2 separate regions of the Homo sapiens genome follow, and region 1 is linked to region 2. Evidence: chromatin loops called from intact Hi-C (ENCODE). Cell type or tissue: ascending aorta. All regions are shown on one strand. Links, peaks and the distances in the headings refer to the core of each region. The heading gives the core; the rest is flanking DNA. Region 1 overlaps ARHGAP6 (Rho GTPase activating protein 6). Region 2 overlaps ARHGAP6 (Rho GTPase activating protein 6).

The links. A loop is a pair of places that touch in the nucleus more often than their neighbours do. Peaks named below come from ENCODE experiments on the same cell type or tissue, not always from the same donor. Only the 100,000 strongest peaks of a DNase experiment are listed, where the experiment ranks them.
Region 1: a loop joins it to region 2, with 1.8 times the contacts of the local background. A loop is called at or near these places in 2 of 110 quality-filtered maps.

What each region holds. Positions count from the first base shown.
Region 1 is chrX:11,555,529-11,563,874 of GRCh38, forward strand. The region is part of intron 1 of ARHGAP6 (Rho GTPase activating protein 6); the gene reads right to left. Among named protein-coding and RNA genes, the nearest start is that of ARHGAP6, 110 kb to the right of the region's middle. RefSeq lists an enhancer at 3,501-3,795. In ascending aorta, for the core only: a CTCF peak has its summit at 3,643 (motif pointing left); no DNase peak of the experiment used is centred there.
Region 2 is chrX:11,626,241-11,634,586 of GRCh38, forward strand. All of the region lies in intron 1 of ARHGAP6 (Rho GTPase activating protein 6), which reads right to left. Among named protein-coding and RNA genes, the nearest start is that of ARHGAP6, 36 kb to the right of the region's middle. RefSeq lists a silencer at 3,466-3,575. In ascending aorta, for the core only: no CTCF peak of the experiment used is centred there; a DNase peak (open chromatin) is centred at 3,511; H3K27ac peaks cover 737 bases.

The DNA.
Region 1 (8,346 bases), core at 248-8,247, 71 kb before region 2:
AGATCACTTGAATTCAGGAGTTTGAGACCAGCCGGCCAATATGGTGAAACCCCGTTTCTACTAAAAATACAAAAAAATTAGCCAGGAGTGGTGGTGGGCCCCCAGCTACTGGGGAGGCTGAGGTGGGAGAATCTCTTGAACCTGGGAGGTGGAGGTTGCAGTGAGCCAAGATCATGCCACTGCACTCCAGCCTGGGCAACAGAGCAAGACTCCATCTCAAAAACAACAACAACAAAAATGAGCCACAGTGATATTTGGGGGAAAGCATTCCAGGCAGAGGGAAGAGCGTACGCAGAGACCTCCACATGGGAACGTGCATGTGTTTGAAGAAAAACAAAGAAGCCAGTCTCTGGGGAGTGATAAGAGATGAGACCAGAGTAACATCAGAGGAGAGCCAGAATACATAGGTCAACACAGGGTGATGCTGATGAAACGGAAGTTCACTGGAGGGTGTTGAGTAAGTGGGATGGCATGCTCTGTGTCAGGTTTTAAGTGGGAAACTCTAACTGCTCACTCCATCCACAACAAACAAACTTTCTGAAATCCCTACTCTGCGCCAAATACTAGGTATAAAAGGATAAGATATAGTTCCTACCCTATTATAATCACATATCCTTATCATTAAGCACACCAGCAACAGCAGCACCATCAATGTTGTTATCATCATCATCACCATCATCACTATCATTATCATCCTCCTCAAAATGCTGTTACTTAACTATACAACCTGTGGTCAATACACTTTCCTGAGTAGTGGGCCAAGATCCAACAACTTTTTCTTTCCAGGATAGATGAGTGTATGGGGTAAGAGTTAAGGGTACATCTGACTTTCGTGAAACTACCAGGGCTTGCAAAGTGATTTGAGTTACAAGGAAGACCCAAGAGGCCAGGCTATGTGCCAGTGCGAATTGGCCAACTTGTGCTATACCCCAGCAAGGCTGCTATCTGACTAGTTAACATCCAGTTGGACAACTTCCTGCAATGGACCCATTCTTTGCCGATTACAGAGTTTCTTTAAAAGACCAACAGTCAAAACCAGACTTACAGTTTCTTGTTTTGGATCTTCCATGAAGGTGAGGCTCTTTGTGGAATAAAGAAAAGGAGTTCCTCGAGACAGGAAAGAGGTTACTATTAGCATAACTAACTGTAGCTAATTTTGTTATGGTAAGGTTCTAGGGTGGCCCTTATTTTCAGGAATTTAATTTCAGAACCTAAATTACCTCTTTAAAAGTAGAAATCACCCTACTTTCAGAGCCTTTGGTATTTCTAGAATATCCTGTTCATTCCTTCCTATGTTATATTTTCTGTTTATGTAACTGTCTCCCTACTAGGTTCTGAAATTTCCAAGGACAGAGACTATGTCTTATCCATGTCTGTACCCCAATAACTTGCTCAGAGTCAGACAAACCTTTGTTGAAATATGTAGTTTTTCCTGCTTCTTCCCCTACCACAACAATCAAATTTCTACCCCTTGGACACTGCTATTGAAGAGTACAAAGATACAGTAATAAAAAGGAAACATAAAGTTACTAAAAACTGAGCTTCGATAAAATTAAAATGAAGAGGAAGAAGAGGAGAGGAAGAAGAAAAAGGAGATATTCACGTTTGATGCTTTGCTCTTTCCAAGAAGGTAATACCTGGTATTCAGTTGAAAATTTCCTCCATAAATCCTATCACCCATGTAAAAGTCTTTTCTGGAAGCAGATCAAAGTTTTGAAAACACCCTGTCAGAGACAGTATGACAGCTATGAATAGAATGCAGCATGAATGCTAGATTACTCATGATGAGAAAGATAGCAACCCCAATGCTGCAACAGAAATAAAATACTAAGAGTTTGTATGAGTAACAAATGACACCAACAGGCTGCACGTTTTACCCTCAGAGCTACAACAATCCCTTGAATTTTAACCATTTGTTTCTTTTTTTTTGTTTTGTGTTGTGTTTTCTGAAAGGCAAAAAAAAAAAATTATGAAGAAAAAGACCCAAAGAAAAAATTCCATGAAAAAAATGAATAGAGATATTACAGGAGCCAAAACATGAACAAAATCATTTCAGGAACAATCCTCTAAAAATAAGAAAAGAAACTGCCTTTTGCAAAGATGGGTCTTGCGATTCATCCCAGTGTTAATTATCAGGAAAAAACCCTGTAAGCACAAAGAACTTCATCCATAAACCAGTCTCACGTTAGGTACCATCAAGTCATCCTTAGCTAGGACAATTTTATAGGTGCCACAATATAAAGTAGGAATTTGGGATCAGAACACAAGAAAGGAAGTTTCTAACTTACAACCTATTAATCAAACTCAGCCTTGGTTTTGAGCAAATCTTAATTCCAAAGTTATACTGCAGGCTAATGTGGCCTCCAATTATATATATGTATGAGAAGTAACTCAGCCCAGGAGTGGCCTCTCTGAATCATTCTAGACAGATACGGTGAGTAGACCTACCACAATGCATGCTCAAATCTCTAAGTTAAAGAAAGCTGGAATGGCCCCATCATCTGGAATTATTGGGACAGAGCTACCATTTACAAACCCACACGCTCCATGTTATTTGCTGCCAAAATTAAAATCCAAGCAATCTGCTTGGGAAATGATGAAGCCTGACCATCACGATACTTAGAGAGGAGCTGTAGTATGTCCTCAAGGCATTATTTATTATTGGTGTTTGCTTAGTTTCCCCCAAAAGTCTGTGGCTTATCCATAACATCTGGGCTTCATCGTTGACTGGAAAGCTTATGAGAGCCCTTGTGCTGAGTGAGGCAATGGAAACAGAAAATGATGTCGGAGGATTGTCAACAGGCATTTGAACATCGCCAAACATCATGTTATTTTCCAAGGAACATTGAGGATGCAAATAAAAATCAAGTAACACTTCTTCTTGGCAAAGGAATGGGCTTAATTTGCTTTTGTTTTCTTCTCTCTTGGTTTTAACTTGAACTAGGCTGCAAAGGATCATGAAGACTTTATCAACTTTAGTTGCACTAAGATAAAGAGCTGTAGGTACAGTTTAAAAAGGAGAAATTTTGCCAGGTGTGGTGGCTCATGCCTGTAATCCCAGCACTTTGGGAGGCCGAGGTGGGCGGATCACGAGGTCAGGAGTTCGAGACCAGCCTGGCCAACATGGTGAAACCCTGTCTCTACTAAAAATACAAAAATTAGCTGGGAGTAGTGGTGGACGCTTGTAATCTCAGATACTTGAGAGGCTGAGGCAGGAGAATCTCTTGAATCCGGGAGGCGGAGTTCGCAGTGAGCCGAGATCATGCCAAGGCACTCCAGCCTGGGCGACAAGAGCAAGATTCCATCTCAAAAAAAAAAAAAAAAAAAAAAAAAAAAAAAAAAGGACAAATTTTACGCAGTTGCATGAAGCAGCTCCCCTTATGGAGAATTCTACAGTTAAGTCACGTAAATTCCCTCTACTACAGTTAACTGCTTTGGGAATTTATCGGGAACTTTTGTTCCGCTTCTGCTTGTCCACTTGTCTGCCCTGTCCACAGCTATTTTTCAGCTATAGCGACAGATCTTTATTAGTCCTTCCTTTAAAGGGATCAGAGATGGCAACACCTCCTCCAGAACATCAGAGTCCTTCATGTTCCAGCAATCTCTAGGTCATGGCCCCCTGGTGGCTGGGTGGTGGTATGGAAGGGAGAAGCAATGCCACTTTCACCTCTTACATCATCGATGCACTTGGTCTTTCATGATGAGGCCCATTTTTTTACTGTCACTGCTTCTTCCACTACCTCAAGCTGTTTAAAGCTGTTTAAGATCTCAGCATCTTTGTACATGCTTAGTGTACCTTCTGCCTGCCTGGAATGTGTTCTTCCTTGTTTGTCCAATTCCTTGTTATCCTTCAAAATGTCACCTTTCTGCACCAGCAAGCCTTTGTTGTCCTCCGGGATAATATGGAGGGTTCCTCCTCCCATAACAGTTCCTTCATATCTCTGTTACCCTTATAATCACTGATTTATTTATCTATGTCAATCATTGGCCCCCAAGTTTTTTCCCAAACAGGAAATCAATATAATTTGCCTTTGTATTCCCAGGCTTGAACATAACAGGTTTAATAACTATTTAAGAGGCAGTTTAATAACTGTCTGTTCAACAAATAAAGTAGGAGGGCCGGGCGCGGTGGCTCACGCCTGTAATCCCAGCACTTTGGGAGGCCGAGGAGGGTGGATCACGAGGTCAGGAGATCAAGACCATCCCGGCTAACACGGTGAAACCCCATCTCTACTAAAAATACAAAAAAAGTAGCCAGGCATGGTGGTGGGTGCCTGTAATCCCAGCTACTCGGGAGGCTGAGGCAGGAGAATGGTGTGAACCCAGGAGGCGGAGCTTGCAGTGAGCCGAGATCGCGCCACTGCACTCCAGCCTGGGCGACAGAGTGAGACTCGGTCTCAAAATAATAATAATAATAATAATAATAATAATAATAAAGTAGGAATTCACTATATTGAAAAGATAAATCAACCGAACAACCATGCCTGTTCTTTAAAAGCTAAGAAACATGCTGATTGCAAGTTCTCCATGCTAAAAAAATAATAATAGATTCCCTACAACTTCAGAGAAGAGAGCACCCGATTCTCAAAGTTGAGGGAAAAATAGTGCAATCAAAAAGACGGGTTGAAAAGATTTTTTTCCATAAAGGGTCAGTAAATGTTCATTATCATGAGTTCTATATTCTCTATTTCAGTTACCCAAGTTGTCTGTTGTAACATGAAGGAAGCCACAGGTAATGTGTAAACAAATGCATATGACTGTGTTCCAATAAAACCTTATTTCCAAAAATAAGCAGCAGGTTGAATTTGGCCTGCAGGCCTTAGTTTACTCATCTCTAATACAGAACGTCAAAGAATTTAAAAGCATCAAGTTTAGTGTTTAATGAAAGGAGAAGTACTTTCATGTGTTCTCTAGAACCCCAGAAGGAGGGAAAAGCCTATGTAGGACATTTGTATGTGGACATCATAAGGTTGACACACATTTTCAACAAAATACACTCATCATGCAAAACCAAACGGCTTTAATAACCATGAGCTATGTTACCATACCCAGTTTTGTGGGTGAATCTGAGTTTACTAGTCAGACTGGAGCAGGAAGCAAAATTTCAAAGGTTGGTAGTGCTACAAAGAGGTAGATAATCCTTCCTCCAATTTTCTTATTCCTGCTTACTACACTTTGAAAAGAAGTCAAAGCGTCATCTTAAACAATTTTTTAAACACCAGAAAGTCAAATGCTCCTAAAGTCATGCATTTTCTATTTTCCATACCTCTTTTTTGATACAAATGTATTTTTCAAATCTTTTACTGTTTAGCATTCTCCTTATTCTAATGACAAATTTCCAGACAAATTACCCATCAATCAAATAACAGCTATCTGTTAAGCACTTTCTGCAGGCCAGTCACAAACACTTTTTGCATGACAGTCTCTCAAAACTGAACATCTAGGGCAGGGGCCACACCTGGACTGCAGCCTGTTTTTATAAACAAAGTTTAATTGGAACATAGCTACGTATAGTTTATGGCTGTTATTGTAATACAGAGTGAAGCAGTTTCAACAGAGACCACAAGGCCTGCAAAGTCTAAAATATTCACTATTTATCCCTTACAGAAGATGTTTGCCAGCCCTTGATCCAAAGTAAAGGATCCTAAGCAACAGAAATAGCCATCAGTAGAGGACAGGTTAAACAAATTAAGGGATCACTATTTTATAATTAATCTCCATATAATGGAACACTATAAAACCCTTAAAAACAAAAGCTAAAACAAAGGAAGCATATGTACACCCAGAGATATAAAACTATCTCCAAGGTATGTTAAGTATAAGAAATTGTATACAAATTATGCAGTATAATTTGTACAAAAGTGGTATACATATAGATTCAGAAACGTGCATGCTTATAAATGCATACAATAACGCAGGAAGAATGGAAATGTATGCAAGACATTGCTATCACTTGTCTCTGGGTAAGTAAAATGGTAGACTCAGGACTAGAGATGAGAATGAGACCTTTAATAAAAGCACATATTGTTTAAGACCATTTGAATTTTTTATCTGTATGTATACATGAACTATTCAACATTAATAAGTATATAAAAATAAAATAACATGTTTTGAAAATTGATGTATTAAAGAAAATCAAGTTTGGCTATGACCCCAAAGGAAATAAAGTTATATCTGGCCAACCCAAATTTTCTGCCAGCTCTGGACAAAAATGGACTAGTGATTTCAAGTTTCCCTATCCACCTCTGTTTTTCATGTCAAAGAAGGGAAGCTGCAGAAAGCCCTGGCTTCCTTGGTATCAGGAAGCATTGGTTGTTCCACATGAACACCAAGGATGCAACATCTGGATGTCCACACATGGCTAGGGCAGTGAAACAAATTCAGACGGAGGCCAGTGGCAACAATCACAAAATGGAAGCACTGTGGGCCTACCACAGAAGCTGCTGGGGCAGGTGATACAGCATGTCCTTTGGGAGGGGCCAGAGGCAGGGCTGACTCTATCCATATGCAACAAGAAAAGTGCTGCCCCACCTAAGCACCAGAAAAGAGAGCAGGAGCTCATAGGAAGGGCAAGAAAGCAAAAGCGACAGGGGTAATACATTATGAAGGGACTAGGCCAGACCTGAATACCAAGGATGACAACAAAATGAATAGCAGCCACACTGGGGGAACCACTTAAAAGGTGTGTGTGTAATTCTTTTTAAGAACATGCCAGAAGTTATATAAAATGAAAATTGCCTTTCAAAACTGTGGATCTACCATATTAATTTGAGGAACTGCCCTCAGATCCACATCAGTAGTCTGTGAAACTGCAGTCTAGCAGCTTGTAATGGAAATGGCATGCTCATTCATTCAATCTTAAAATGTTCCTGTATAGATTTTTAAAAAGCCCATTAGCATGTAATTGGTATATTAAGAAAACACAATGCTTAGAGTCAACAATCCCACATAATGGGATTATTATTTGGATTTGTTTCTTTTAAAAATGAAAATAACTTTATCATTTGAATGTTAGGAAGGTATAAACAACAGAGGAAACTATAAAACAAGGAGAAGGTTTAAAAACCACCTGAAGTTCCAAATTCAGGAATTATTTAACTTTCTGATTCCCATCAAAAAAAAAAAAACTTCTTGCCATCTAGCTAAAAGTCTCAAAATAGAGTAGCAGGCATTACCCTAGATGATTTGAAAGTTAAACCTCCTCTTTGCCACTCCAACACTAACAGTGACCTTCCCTCTGGCTCCCACCTTTGAAACGCAATGTCACTCAAGGTTCAGTGGCTATTTTGAGAATAAGCAAATCAAATTACCCAAGACTTTTGCAAACTCACGCCTCCTAGAAAAAGTTAATAATGCCTTTATGTTAATTTGATTCACCTTCTAATTTTGGAACTTTATTACTTTGAACACATGTCAGCTGTTATACTTCTAGTTTAATTGCCTAATTGTGAAATTTCTATGCCATGTGTATTGGACTAACTTCTGCTTTGGGGAGAAAACCCACAATAAATAAAAGTTTTTTTAAAAGAGACATAAGGGCCATTGAGCACCTGGAAAAAATGCATAATTATAACCACACATTACTGTCATTTTTAAAAAAGACATTGAGTTGAAAAAAGAGAGGAAGAAATGAAAAATATGTTTTTATTAGAAAATTCATAAGAAAATAAAAATGATATTAAGTGAATTCATTTGAAATAAGTAATTTATCAATATTAAAATTCCTTGAAGAAATTATTTACCAACTGTAATTTTGTGAGCCAAGAGTTGGAATATCCACTTATTAAAAAAATCATAAGATAATCCAATTTAATAATAATAAGTTCAAATATGTAAATAACAAAAGTAATGGAACAGGCATTATGGAAATGTGTTATGAAGAAAACTCAGTATTATTGTTCTTTCTAGCTAATTTTCAATTGTATGAAATCTCACAAGATGTATATAATCAGAAGCACATTAACTGAGAAAAGTATTTCTCTCTCATATGCGTGCACATGCATATAAGTACATATCCACCTACTAATTAGAAAGATACTCCTGTAAGCCAGAATAGCACATCTCTGCAAAGATTGGAAACTTTGCAAACATTCATCATTCATAACAATTAAGAACTTGATTGCAGCTACAATCAAGTTCCTAATTTCACATCATAACCTAAGTCTAGAAGGAACTGGCAGAAATTCACACTTATGTTTATACTTAAAATCAAAGTGAAGTTAAACTTCACTTTGAAGTTAAACTTCACCATAACAAATGCTGGTATTCTTAGTTTCGCCTGCAATGTGAAACATAATACTCTTTGATAAGTTACTGTTGGTTAACTTAAAATAATTTCTTGCAGGC
Region 2 (8,346 bases), core at 278-8,277:
CATATAAATTACAAAAACTACTCAAGAGAAAACATAAAACCAGAACAAATAAATAACCATCAGAGAAATTCAATTGTCAATTTGAAGTCTGCCTTGAAAATGATATCCAGGCTCACAGGGTTTTATGATCTGTACAGACTATTTCAGAAAATGGAAAAAAATTACCCAATTCTCTGAAAGAAGCTAAAATGTTCTTTATACTAATTTGATAAGGACTGTATAAAAAATTAAAATATGAGAACTACCTGACAATGAACACAGATGTTAAAGTCTGGAAGAAAATATAGCAGGTATTTCTTAATGCATCATAAAATGTACATCAGGAATGCAAGGATGGTTCAATGGAAAAGCAAATCTAAAAATGAAAACACCACATTAGTAACTTACACATGAAAACCTATATCTGCATCTCATTGTATTTACCAAAAAATCCATAAAATTCATTACTCATTATTTTAAAAACTCTTAACAAAAATTAAAGAACTCCCAATTTTTAACTTGATAGACATTATTTTAAAATCTAAGACAAGATGTTAGATCACCACTTTCCCTCCAAACTTTTCTGAAGGCCACAATCAATGTAAATAAAACAAAACAAAAATAAAGGAGTTAAGATGTCTAAGAATTGGAAAGAAAGAGATAAAACAGCCCATACTGGCAAAAATATGATGATATTCCAAAGAAAATCTCAGAAATTCATAGAAAAACTATTAGAACAAGTTAGATAATTCAGCAAGGTTGTTTAATCAAGATCAACATTCAATCAATGCCCTTGCTATATCAGAGTAATAACAAATTAGAAAGTAAACATACCATACAAAAAAAATCAATGATAATCCTAAGGTTCCTAGGAATACATGCAAGAAAATTCATACAGGGTATGTTGAAAAAGTTTTAAAATATTGCTAATAACATATAATATTACTTTAGTAAATGGAGAGATATACCATTTCATGACATGAAGTCTCAATATCATATGTGTGCCAATTTTCCTAAATTAATATACAAATGCAAAACAATTCCACACAATATTCCAACATGATTAATCAGGAACTAGATAAGCATACCATAGAACTTATGTAAATGAAGAAGTGTTGAAGAATAGCCAAGAAAATTTTGAAGAATACTCTGTTCATCAATAGGAAAAGAGATAAAATAATTGATATTATACTCATAAAATGGAATATTATATAACAATTAAAATGGATAATTAGAACTATGCTGAGTAAAGAAAATATGTTGCAGAATAATGCCTATCAAATAATACCACTTACAGAGATTTTTTTAAACATGCAAAAATGCTGTTTAGTCATTAATACATAATACACAGGTCACAATAAATTGTCTTTATTATTATGCTTCTCCCAGTAATTAGGTCAAAGTGATTAGGAACCCACATCTGGCTTCAAGTCTTAGCTTTGCCCTTATTGTGTGATTTTGAGCATATTATCTAATCTCTGGTCCTCAGTTTCCTCATCTGTAAAGTGGAGAATTAACATTATTTACATGAGATTAATGAGAGATAAAATGCAATTACTAATCTAATTCACTCAGTACCTGGCGTAATAAGTAGTAATTTCTCATTAAGTGATGATTGCTATGGTAGACATCATTTCCACTATGGAGTTCAGAGACTGGTATATGCAACCTTCAAGCCTTCAGGTAGTGTACACTATTCAGAATAAAACTACTGTTTCCAAAAAATTAATATCCCTAATGGTTAGTTTTCCAGTCAATTCACTGCTTTTTGTCTCTATTTTTAGACCCACAGGTAAACTTTCATTAACAATGTAATATAAAAGTGAATGTCACTGGTAATTTGAGAATAAGTTGAAACAAAGATGAGGCATTTTTATTTGCAATAAAGCAATTCAATATCCAATTGTTTATTAGGCCACAGCTTTAAAAACAGCTGACTTGGGTAGTATTTGAGATTTTAGAAGAAAACAAAATGTACTAGATAGATCTGTCTGTCATCTAAAATGGTTGACATAGAGGAAAATATTTATGATTGTGCTGTCATGGCTAAGCTTCTGAAATAGACATCACAAAGTGATTTCACAGACAATTATTTGAAAGATACAGGGAAAATTCTATTATGGTTACATTTGAAAAGCAACTTTTCCCCCAACATCATCTTCTGATTCAGTAAAGGTATAAGTGAATCTGTAAAGAGGGAATTGTATTATTGTGTAATGCTGAGGATTTAAAGGATTTCTTATTGAAAGCTTACTAGTTTCTTTTTACAAAGCTTTCTTTTAAAACAGCTATATTCTCTGCATATTTTGCATACGTGCAAATGGTAGCAAGACAACATTTCTTTCTGTGATACTCTACAGCTAGTTGGGTCATCAGAGCATGAAGAGATTCTAACCATTCACAATTTTAGGTACTGCTGTGAACTAGAATAATAATAGCCATTTCCTCCAGAGCTCACCATCTAAGTGTCGCTAAAAATCTGCTACGTGAAAGCAAGTGAGCAATGAACAGATCAACTCCTTTTCCCTAGTACGGAGTCTTTTCCACAAAATGGATATAAGAAACGTTTGGCAAAACTGGAATTGTTTTCTCCCTGCTTAAATATTTCATGTGGGTATAAATACTTCCTGTCTTGTTATTAGCAGAAAATAATTATGTGTACTAATCATTCCATAATGTCCAACCACAGCTAATTTTGGTCATCTGCTTACAGTAAGTGTTTAATTATTATTACTGTCATATGATCATCCCCATGCTTCAGATACGTGTGTGTGTGTGTGTGTGTGTGTGTGTGTGTGTGTATACACGAGCTAGAGCTCGAGTCTTACAGATCTTCTATCTTTACTATCTTTACACATCTATACAAAATTACTTAGTTCATTCCAAGAGACAGCTAGGAAAGGAGGGAACCTGCCTACTTTCCTCCATCTCCACCACCTTCATCTGCCATTACCTTTAGTGGCTTCAACATCAGAGCATACAATTACCTCACAGTTCCACAGTTCTCTTAGGTCCAGAGAATTCTGTATTTGCAATTCATGAGTGTGGTCACCCCATCTTAGATATCTGCCATCACTTGGAAGTGCTTGACCTACAAATGTTCTCTGACTACCAACTTCTATCCTTCAATTTAACATATGTCTTTAATCTTTCTACATGTGCTCTTTGTGGTCATTTTTCACTCATTCATTTATGCATTCATTCATTAACAAATATTGATATTTATAATGTATGCCAAGCACTGCACTTGGAACATGGAATAAAATGATAAACAAGACAAACATGATCCCTGATCTAATAAAGCAATTATGAATATAAATATTATATATATTCATATATATATTCTCAATAGGACATTGAATCCTTAATAAAAATTTACTATAAGTCACTCTTAAATCACAAAGGAAGCATTCCATTATTAAAGCACATACTCCCACGAATTGTAAGACAAAGGCATTGCCTCTGTATCCAGGAATAAGCCGCTCCCCAAGGCACTGAGTGGCCACAGGATGGCTGGGCTGAGGCTCGCATTCACACACCCTTAAGAGTTCCCTGCCAAACCTGACCTCATGTTTCAACCACAAACACACAGCTAATAATAGCTTCTGCTCTTAACTTACAAAATACAATTCTTAAAGGCAATTTTTGAGAACCAGCCAGATTTCCAAAAGAAAAATTTCCAAAGCCTAACCAGTAACTACTACCAAAACAAAACTTCTCCCAGCAGGCATATGGCACTTTCAAGTCTCACCAGCAAAGTCCTTTGAAAAGAATCGAAGCTCCCCCAACTAGTGTGTGTGTGTGTGTGTGTATTCACCCTACAGGTCAAGTCTATTAATTACCTCCTGCCAGTTTCTGTTGTCTCAAAGTGACAAGCAATGGGTGGAAAGCTTTTGGGATAGGATCAACAAAAATGTATTACCAAATATATATATATGATAGATAGATAGAAAGTTGTTAGTAGAATTTGGCATGTGTTTAGTAGCTCTGAGGGAAATGTTTATGTAAAGCGTTACATTCAGTTAAAAAGAAAAGATGCAGTGTCATATGTTTTCCACCCTTCAATTTAAAAATCTGATTATAACCTCTTCAATACACTATTTAGGCTACTTGTAAAAGCAAGACATCCAAGAGGTCCAAGTCAAATGATTTCCAAAAGGGCAGATTATGAAACATATAGACATCAAATCCCACTTATGATATAGATGCCTGGGCCCTATAAATCTGTGGACAAATAAAATCCATCCTCTGTGCAGTTCTGTCAGGTCAAAAAGATGCTATGAGGGTGGGGACCATGTCTCTTCTGTTCACAAATGTATGTCTACTGCCTAGTGCAGTTAGCAAGATGGCTGGCATGTACTCAATAAACATTTGATGTTTGAGTTAATGATGAATGAAAGGATGGATGGATGGATGGATGGATGGACAGACAGAAAAGCAGATGAATGCAGATAGTTACCTGGACAGGCGGAGAATGAGTAGGGGTAGAGAATAATCAATGATTTAGGAAAAGATTTCTGACCAATGTTAACGACATTCTTCCTTTGACTGGCAATAAGACAAAATACTCTGAGCAAAGCTTTGAAGTTAGATGAATCAAAGTGTGGATCCTGAAGCGACCTTTGATTAAGTATGCAATGTTAATATGAATAGCATCACCTTTTTTGTCCGATTTCCTCATCGCTAAAATTGAAAAATAAAATTTATTTGTAGGATTATCGAGAGGATGGGATGGAGTAACAATGAAAGCGGCCGCTTGGCTGCCTGGCCAGGCACTGTTTTTTTTAAAATGCTGGGACAAGGTAAATTGAAGAGAGTTGATGATTGTCTCTATGCCAAAGGACATGTCACTCATGTAAATGGAACAGAGATAATAGTTCAGATAATTCAGGCCCCTGGAAATCTACAATCATTTCAAATATGCATAGATAAAAGATCTTGTGCAATGTCTGTGTTGTAGCCATATGTCTTTAAGTAAAATGCTCATCAAAATAATCAACTCTTCCCTCAAAAAGGTAAAATGGGCTGGGCACAGTGGCTCATGCCCATAATCCAAGCATTCTGGGAGGCCGAGCCGGGTGGATCACCTGAGGTCTGGAGTTCAAGACCAGCCTGGCCAACATGGTGAAACCTCATCTCTACTAAAAATACAAAAATTAGCCAGGCGTGGTGGCAGGCGCCTGTAATCCTAGCTACTTGGGAGGCCAGAGGTAGGAGAATTGCTTGAACCTGGGGAGCAGAGGTTGCAGTGAGCCAAGATCACGTGATTATACTCCAGCCTGGGCAACAAGAGCAAAACTCCGTCTAAAAAAAAAAAAAGTAAAATGGACTTTATTTCCAGTGTCTCCATAGCACGACTCCCCAAGTTCTAAGTGTTCCAATGTTATTTTAAGAGATCACAAACTACGGGCAAAGGGAGGCACAAAAGTCTACAGCAGGGAGCAGCAAACATTTTCTGTAAAGGATCAAATAAAAACTATTTTAGGCTTTGATAGCCATCCAGTGTCTGTCACAGCTACTCAAATCTGCTATAAAAGCGCCAAAGCTGCCACAGACAATATGTAAATAAAATGGGTGTAGCTATGTCCCAATAAAGCTTTATTTGGACCTTGAAATTTGAATTTCATGTCATTTTCATGTCATAAAATATTGTTTTGATTTTTTCCACCATTAAAAATATAAAAAGCATTCTTTGCTCACAGGATGTACAAAAATGCATGTATGAAAGGCTGAATTGGGCTCATGGGCCATAGTTTACTGACCCCTGGTCTACAGAAGGTGGTTTTTAAATACCCAGCTAGAGTGCTTTAAGGACTCAGGAATATTTGCCTTAAATATGATGTAAATGTTCTCCTAATCTGACAGTAAGAGTTAAGAATATAATATTTAATATTTCACCTAGAAATGAAGAACTATTGTTAAGCTACTCTATTAGTGAAATTTGTGAATACTTAAAACATGCAGGTATTTGCTGCCAGACACAGATTAGCTAATATCTACATTTTCTAGCAAAGACATTAGATTAAGAAAACAAAAGTAAGGGGAAATAATTTTCTTCTGGTTTCAGCTTAATCAATTGTTGAAGTGTGTTTTAGAGTGATGACAATTGGAAAGGTATTAAATATACTTCATTTCCCAATAATACATAACAACTTGCCATCCTGCTGCTAGAAAGCCTTTGGGGTTACCATTTATGTGACTTTATTAAAACCTGCCTTTATGGGTAGAGAATTGAAATACCTTAAACATAGCTTAACTATTAACATTTGCAAAGCTCCAATTTGATTTGAACACTAATCCTCTAAGTTAGAGACTTGGAATTATTTGTTCTATTCTTTATTTTCCTTTAGCAAATTGCAGCTTTAATTGACGTAATTATAACTCCCACAGATTCCGCATGAATGGTCACAGTGTAAAGAACATAATATAATTTCTACTTCTGTCTGGTACATTAAGACCCAGCAGGAACTGAGGAAATTAGAATTGTCAAATTAGAAATTTCCAGTTCTCACAAATACATGTATTTAAGTGGATGCCCTGCCATATGTAGTTTAAAACATGCTGTAATGGGCACTGCTGGTAGCCACCACATCTTCTAAGATCCCTTTTACTAACTTTGTGTGTCCATCCCTTGGCTTTTGTGGGCTTTGCTGCTAGTGACTGGCACCTGTCCCCTTTGTGCTGAAGCCAGCTCACACATGCCAGAAGTGCCTGAGACACTTAGCCATTGACTGGTGTGTGAGTACCAATGCCCAGAGCCTTTGCCTCATGGTGGAACAAACTCTGAGGTATAATTTACCCTCCCAAGCACCCCGTGGGATCTAGGCTGACCCTGGGACTCCACCCAAAACTACACCCTTGCTTGGCTTCTTCCCCTTCCTACTCCACTACTGTTCTGGCTTCTTTCTAAAGCTCTTCCCTACAAATCACTAGCACTCAAACCCTTAGCTCTGTCTGCTTTGTGGAGAATACAACCTAAAACATATGCAATTGTCTAAATGCTGCTGGTAACAGCTACGGCTACCTGGACAAACATGCCTTGGTTTTTGTTTTACCTTTTCCCTTATAGTATTGGCTGTGTGTCAATACACCCTCCCTGTCCCAGTGCCATGAATGCCTTTGCAGAAACAGTCATAAGCTTGCCTATGAGTAGGATCTCTTTAAACTTACCTTTTGTTTCTCTCTACCTCCCCCATTACTTCTCCATACCTTCTTCTGAGGGACTGAGCCACTGGGAGACCTCCTGTGACCTGCCATGATGGGTCATTTTTAGCATCACTCCACTATACCCACTGTTTCCAATTCACTGACATTCCATCACCCTTTCATATTGCATGTAGCCTGTTGGAGTTCAATCAACCTATATTTACTGAGCACCTGCTTTGTGTGCTTATTCCTCATAGGAAATGTGGAAGTGGAAGGCGTCTGGACAGACTAGCATTTGAGTTCTAAATCACAGTACTGACAAGCTGCACAACCTTGAACCATTCACTAGACAAGATGCATTGAGCTTCATTTTTCTGATCTATAATGAAGGAATTGATGCCTCCTTTGGAATTTGGTGAATGGATGTGGCTTTTTGTTTGAAATGGGGGTGTCTATTACATATCAGTCAAGGGCATGCCTGTCTCCAGCTCCCAGCTCTGTGCTAGCTGTGCTGCTCTCAGTAAGTTGCTTTTTGCCTATTTTCTGTAAAACAGCATTTATAGTGGTACCTGACTCAGAGTTGTTGTGAGGATCAAATAAGTTAATATTTGTAAAACAAATAAGGAGCACTTGATAAATGTTCACTGAAAAGCATTCTCCTATGTGTATATTTACTTATGGATTGAGTGGTTTAAGCCATGTGCTTGGCTATTTTTTTTTTTTTTTTTGAGACAGGGTCTCACTCTGTCTCCCAGGCTCCCAAAGGTTTGGGACTGCAGGTGTGCACCACCATGCCCAGCTGATTTTTCTTTAATTTTTTGTAGAGATGGGGTCTGCCTATGTTGCCCAGGCTGGTAATTATTTTTATTTAAATTCTTAATAAGCTTTAACTAATAATCATATGAAGACATAATAAAATAAAAATTAAAATCACAAAGAGATACTCTTTCTCAAGTTGACTAATTTGTTTAACCATTCAGTGCTGGCCAAGGTACATTGAAATACTCAGAGGCATTTTAATAGCCTAACTTTCTGGAAGGTAATTTAGCAATATTCCTAAATCCTTAAAATTATGCATACCTTTTGGATCATTTATCTTATGGCAATGAATTTTGTTGGGATAATAAGATATGTAGTCATTGTAGTGAAAGATGGATGTATGAGGATGTTCACTTTAGTGGTAGTCATAGTAGCCAGTAATTAGAAATAATCTAAATATCC